Linked DNA regions of Homo sapiens: region 1 is linked to region 2. The links are chromatin contacts, found by Hi-C or POLR2A ChIA-PET in ENCODE. All regions are on one chromosome and are shown on one strand. Each heading gives the region's core, a stretch centred on a gene start or an enhancer-like site at or near the end of the contact. The rest is flanking DNA. Distances are from core to core; before and after follow the strand shown. Region 1 overlaps CDYL2 (chromodomain Y like 2). Region 2 has its middle 330 kb from the start of MAF.

The links. A loop is a pair of places that touch in the nucleus more often than their neighbours do. ChIA-PET counts read pairs that join two places held with the same protein, here RNA polymerase II (POLR2A). Pooled maps may share reads with other maps.
Region 1: a loop to region 2 is called in a pooled map, with 5 times the contacts of the local background. The contact joins two enhancer-like sites. A Hi-C loop is called at or near these places in 1 of 37 single-sample maps with no recorded cell type and 1 of 50 pooled maps. POLR2A ChIA-PET finds 5 or more read pairs at or near these places in 1 of 52 experiments (activated CD8-positive, alpha-beta memory T cell).

Annotation. Positions count from the first base shown.
Region 1 is chr16:80,675,234-80,678,715 of GRCh38, forward strand. All of the region lies in intron 2 of CDYL2 (chromodomain Y like 2), which reads right to left. Among named protein-coding and RNA genes, the nearest start is that of LINC01227, 100 kb to the left of the region's middle. Within about 2 kb of position 1,343, at least 3 of the 41 ENCODE cell types and tissues checked have a DNase peak (open chromatin) inside an H3K27ac peak, as active enhancers do.
Region 2 is chr16:79,268,355-79,271,535 of GRCh38, forward strand. It overlaps a transcript of MAF not described here. Among named protein-coding and RNA genes, the nearest start is that of MAF, 330 kb to the right of the region's middle. Within about 2 kb of position 1,282, at least 3 of the 41 ENCODE cell types and tissues checked have a DNase peak (open chromatin) inside an H3K27ac peak, as active enhancers do.

The DNA.
Region 1 (3,482 bases), core at 93-2,592, 1.4 Mb after region 2:
AACAGCTTCAGCATCCCCAGACCCGGCACCACACCCTAATTCCTTCTCTCAGTGCTGTGTCTTACCCTTGCTGAGCCTCAGCTTCCCCATCTATAAACAAGGTTGATCCCAGGTAACCTTGTTATGTTGCTATGTTGTTAAACTGCTCCATCAGAGAACCACTGAGGAAATTAAATCACATTTAGTAGATCAAATACAAAGAGCTAGGCGTTACCTGCAGTAAGACCTCAAGAAATGTTAGCTACTATTGCTACCATCACCACCACCACCACCGCTGCCACCATTATCATCATCATTCATGAAGACTGGCTGCTTTGTGTGAGGAGTCAGGGTGGAGGAAGGCCCTGGGATCCACCTCAATGGGGAGAGTGGCTTTTCACCGACATTAGGAGGTGAAGTTTTATTATTGTTTTGGAACCCTCAACAGGGAGAGCGGCTTTTCACCGACATTAGGAGGTGAAGTTTTATTATTGTTTTGGAACCCTCAATAAGGAGAGCGGCTTTTCACCGACATTAGGAGGTGAAGTTTTATTATTGTTTTGGAGCCCTCTACAGACACTGTACCCGCTTACTGCTTGCTCCTGGGGAGGATCGCTTCCACTCCCCCACTATACCCTTTTTGGAAGTCCCCTGATGGATAGCCATGAGCAAACAGTGCCTAAGACTTTCCTAAGGACATTGAGGGAGGAAAACGACAGCTGAGCAGGTAGGAAAAGCAATTAGTTGGTTTCTAAACCTTGACAGTGGTCAAGACTCCATCATCCTCTTCTGGGCACCAAAATCAAATCCAGAATTCAGGAGCCAAGCGGGGAGAATCGATTCTCCCCTTGGATCTGCCATAGGTCAAGTTGCTCCTGGTTAAAGAGTCGGATTTCCCATCACAGCCTGGCACTTTCCATGTGCATAGGGCGGTGGCCAAGTTGGACAGGGTCTTAACACCACCACATCAAAGGGTTTTAAGTTAGTTCATTAGCACACCTTCCTTACTTGCCACCCTGTGAAAGACAAAAGATTAAAAAACCCTCAAGTTTTTGTTGTTACTGACTTGGAAAAATCATCTGCTTTTAAAAATTGAAAAGGTTAGTGAAAGTGTGTTGGCCTGGGGGTGGGTACTTGAAGTGGGTCAGGAAGAACAGCTGGGCTCAGGGAAGTGGATACATGGATACCTGTGCTGACAAGAGGCTGCCCCGGGAACACCCTTCCTGACCTCTCAGTGGTTCACCAGATAGTGTGGGGCCACTGCCGATGACAGTCAGAGCCTTCCTGAACCAGTTTCCCTGGGCCTCTTCTGGGACAAGCTCCTCACCCAGAGAAGCAGTGGTGATTCTAAAGGCAATGAACTGGGGTCAAGTTCAGGGCAAGGAATGAGATGTTTCTGAAACAGTCGTAGTTTTGAGGAAGTATCAAGGGAACTATAATAAGCCCAGAAGGTTATTCAGGACTTTCACTACTGCATTCTGAAGTGAGATTGACTTGTAATTTGCATTTCTCCTCCTCTCTTTGTCTGGTTTGGAAATCCAGGTCATACTGACCTCGTCACAGGAGTTGGGAGTATTTTCCCATTTTCCTGTTCTCCATAATCATTTGGATAAGGGAGGGGTTATCTGCTCTAGAATGTGTGGTCAGATGATCTATTCTAGAACGTTTAGATTTGCCTGCAAAACCCTCTGGGCCTTGTGTTCCTCCTTTCTTACTTCTTCTGAGGACTTTTTAACAACCAATTCAATGTATTTTTTTTTTTTTTTTTTTTTTTTTGAGACAGAGTCTCGCTCTGTCGCCCAGGCTGGAGTGCAGTGGCACAATCACAGCTCACTGCAGCCTCCACCTCCTGGGCTCAAGTGATCCTCCCACCTCAGCTCCCTGGAAAGCTGGGACTACAGGCATGTGCCACCACACCTGGCTAATTTTTGTATTTTTTTGGAGAGACAGGGTTTCGCCATGTTGCCCAGGCTGGTCTTGAACTCCTGGGCTCAAGCTATCCACTGCCTCAGCCTCCCAAAGTGCTGGGATTACAGGCATGAGCCACCACTCCTGGCCCAATTTCTTTAATAGTTATTTCTCTCTTCAGGCTTTCTAGCCCTCCTTTAGGCTGTTTTGTTGAGTTGTATTTCTCTATGGAAGTGATGATGTTATCTAGGTTTTCAGATTGAGTGGCATGGAGTTAGTCACAGCGTTTCAGGCTCAGAAGCACCATACCCATCTATCAATAAACAAGGAGGTGTCGGCCAGGCGCAGTGGCGCACGCCTGGAATCCCAGCACTTTGGGAGGCTGAGGCGGGCGGACCACGAGGTCAGGAGATGAGACCATGCTGCCCAACACGGTGAAACCCCGTCTCTAATAAAAATACAAAAAAAATCAGCTGGGCATGGTGGCAGGCGCCTGTAGTCCCAGCTACTCGGGAGGCTGAGGCAGGAGAATGGCGTGAACTCAGGAGGCGGAGCTTGCAGTGAGCCAAGATTGCACCACTGCACTCCAGCCTGGGCGACAGAGCGAGACTCCATCTCAAAAAAATAAAAATAAAAATAAAAATAAATAAATAAATAACCAAAAAAGAGCCCACATTGCCAAGTCAATCCTAAGCCAAAAGAACAAAGCTGGAGGCATCACGCTACCTGACTTCAAACTATACTACAAGGCTACAGTAACCAAAACAGCATGGTACTGGTACCAAAACAGAGATATAGATCAATGGAACAGAACAGAGCCCTCAGAAATAACGTTGCATATCTACAACTATCTGATCTTTGACAAACCTGAGAAAAACAAGAAATGGGGAAAGGATTCCCTATTTAATAAATGGTGCTGGGAAAACTGGCTAGCCATATGTAGAAAGCTGAAACTGGATCCCTTCCTTACACCTTATACAAAAATCAATTCAAGATGGATTAAAGACTTAAACGCTAGACCTAAAACCATAAAAACCCTAGAAGAAAACCTAGGCATTACTATTCAGGACATAGGCACGGGCAAGGCCTTCATGTCTAAAACACCAAAAGCAATGGCAACAAAAGCCAAAATTGACAAATGGGATCTAATTAAACTAAAGAGCTTCTGTACAGCAAAAGAAACTACCATCAGAGTGAACAGGCAACCCACAAAATGGGAGAAAATTTTCGCAACCTACTCATCTGACAAAGGGCTAATATCCAGAATCTACGATGAACTCAAACAAATTTACAAGAGAAAAACAAACAACCCCATCAAAAAGTGGGCGAAGGACATGAACAGACACTTCTCAAAAGAAGACATTTATGCAGCCAAAAGACACATGAAAAAATGCTCACCACCACTGGCCATCAGAGAAATGCAAATCAAAACCACAATGAGATACCATCTCACACCAGTTAGAATGGCAATCATTAAAAAGTCAGGAAACAACAGGTGCTGGAGAGGATGTGGAGAAATAGGAACACTTTTACACTGTTGGTGGGACTGTAAAGTAGTTCAACCATTGTGGAAGTCAGTGTGGCGATTCCTCAGG
Region 2 (3,181 bases), core at 32-2,531:
CAGGATTTTGAGCAAGTCACTTCACCTCTCTAAGCCTCCATTTCCTCATCTGTCAAATGGTCATAGTAATGATGGCACTAGCCTGTTAGGATTACTGTGAAAGTGAATTCAGACAATGCATAGTAAAAGTGCAAGGCTGGAACGTAATATAGGTTAGCAATTGTGACCACCTTTCCCCACAGTAGCCACATTTCTGTAGTCGAACTAGGACAACAGGTTTTGCAACAACAGACATAGAGTTGTTTAAAAATTAAGGAAGAAACAATGGCATTTCTCAGCTAAATGAAAAGAACTGGAAGAATGAATTAGCCAAACTGTAGGCTGAAAGAAATCAAACTACCCAAGAAACATTGCAACAGGAAGCCCACCAACTCCATATATCAGTTTCAAAAGAGGACCCCAATCCTGAGAAAGAAATTCTCACTGTGCTGCCGGCCACCTGGGGCAGCCAACATCATGCACACAAGCCGCATTGTCAGATGCTTGTCTGCAATTCTTCCCTGTGACTTACCAGTGGTATAGCCCTGGGCAAGCCATTTCACTCTTTTGCACCTCTCTTTCTCTGCCTGATAAATGGGAGTAATGATCAGGATCTCTTAGGAGTGTGAGAATTAAGAGATAAAAGCTCCTCAGCTGTGGCTTGCTCATAGTAGGTGTTTTGATATTTGCTAGTTTCCAATCTTTCTACCTTTTCTTGGCCAAATCTTTATGGAAAGCAGCTTTAATGTCTTGTAACCCTGGGACCTGTCTCTATGTTGGTCATTTGGTCTCAATGCTTATTGAACTGTTTACCACCCAAGATGTCTTGGTGTTTGCCTTAGAGAACTGAAATCAGAGTCCAACGTGGAATGGAAGCTGGATGTGATGTAGGGGCTGTTTAGCAAAGGAGTGACTTCCAGCAGTGGCTATGTGCTTCTCGGGCTTGGGTCTGGGCACCCGAGTGAGTTACACCTTCCTCCTCTCACTCACTGCCCCTAATGGCTCATACATGGTTGCAAATCCAGCCTGTAGGTTTACAGGTGTCACCATGGCCGTGAAGCCCTTCTCAGTCAGGAACAAGATTTTACACCTCTTTCTTTCTCTCTGGCGAATGGAGGTATGGGTGGGTGTGGACAGAGGCTTGAACCACAGCTCCCATCCCAAATGAGCCAACACCCCTGTCTTGTCACCAGGCTTTAAAAAAAAATCTAAGTTGTGATTAATGGCATCTTGAGGTTCCCCTTGCAGAAATAAGGTCATGGTGAAGAATATGGCTGATCTGAAACTCCGGTGAACTTCAAGGGCAGGAGCAGAATGATAATTATTCTGGTTTTGGCTCATCTTCCTTCTCTGTGGCCTGTGACTTCAAGGTCGGGGGCTGTCCCTGCCTCTCAGACTTCCTTTCATGCAAATCGCCCTGAGTGAGGGGTGAGGGGTAGCAACACCAGAAAAGGAAGCAAAGGAATGTAATGAACTCCAACCTCCACGGACCTACTTTCTATTTTATAGGCAAGCCTCTAAGGGAGAGGTTTGGCCTTAGCTCCATCGTCACCCAAGCAAGGTCTTGCATATTTCCATAAAATCCCAAACCTAGAAGCAAGCTATGGAGACGAACCTGGTCCATTCATCTCTCAAGAAATGAATGCATTGGTTTCATTCCAGAAAGATCACAGCTCTGAAGGGCTTATGGGTTTTTTTGCAATCCTGTTTTTTTCATCCTGCATGCTTACGGGAATTCAAGTCTCCTAGCTACCTCTTCTCGGGGTGGGTGGAAGGAGGTGAAGGGCCTAGAAGATCAGGGAATAGGCAGCTTTGGGACAGAAGAGACAAAGGAAGCCCCTGAAAAGCAGATCCCTTCTGCATCTAGCTCCCACAGAAGGTACCCCTTTAAAAAAGCATCCTAGTGTATGAGTTCTATTGTGTGCTGGCCTGAGGGCTGCAGGGGGCTTTTTCTTTGCTGGCTTGAGACAGTGGGTGGCTGTGTGTGATATATTTCTTGAGAACCCAAAGTAGTAGCAAGGCTTGCAGTCAAGGAGATGTGGCCAAGGGCAGAGGAGCATGTGTGGAGTGGAGGAAGGAGAACAGATGAAAAGCTAGGAATCCTGCCTCCTTGAGGCACTCAACCCAGTCTTTGAACCATAGATTCCCCATCTGAAAGCAAGGAGCTGGAATCCATCATCTCTCTGCTCCTCTGATTTATAGGCAGGATACCAAGGGAAAGATTTAGTCTTAGCCCCATCATTGCTTAGGTAGGGCTGGCTTGTTTCCAGTGATAATCCCAAATCTAGATGCAGTGACTTTCTGGCACAACCATCTCTCAGGAAGTAAATACACTGGTGACAGTAGGAAGGAGGAGGGTGGAGAAAGCTCCCACTGGCCCTGATTTGTGTGGGCTGAAGTCCAGGCTTGGAAGGCGATCTCTTCCTGGTGTAATTCACTGAGTGCGTCTAAGCAGTGTGGCTTGGGAGGTCACCATGCACTGACCACAACCCTATACACAGACACAGACAGAGACACTCATACACACTCTGTCCCTCTAATTTGTGAGTACAAAGACATGGCCAGAGTTTTTTTTTTTTTTAATGAGACAGAGTTTCACTCTTTTCACCCAGGATAGAGTGCACTGGTGCAATCTTGGCTCACTGCAATCTCCGCCTCCTGGGTTCAAGTGATTCTCCTGCCTCAGCCTCCCGAGTAGCTGGGATTACAAGCGCCCGCCACCATGCCTGGCTTTCTGGCATTTTTTTTTATTTTTTATTTTTAGTAGAGACGGGGTTTCGCCATGTTGGCCAGGCTGGTCTTGAACTCCTGATCTCAGGTGATCCACCTACCTTGGCCTCCCAAAGTGCTGGGATTATAGGCGTGAGCCACCGCACCCAGCCATGGCCACAGTTTTCAAGTGAGAACCATGTTAGGGCCCTAGCTCACTGTTTCCCCATTTACAGATAGGAGAGTACACACCTCACAAGGCACATAACCTCCATTGGGTTACTACTAAATAAAATTTCCCAGCCTCCCAATGTATGTAAATACCCTTAAATCTCATAATACAAATAAGGCCATTTGGTGCAGCTGCACAAATGCCCGGTAACCTTAGGCAAGTCATGTAAAACTTTCAGGATGGAATTCGTGTAGCTGCAAAATAAAGATGTTGAATTACCTGCTCTCCAAAATCCCTCTGTCCTCTGTAAGTATGCATGAG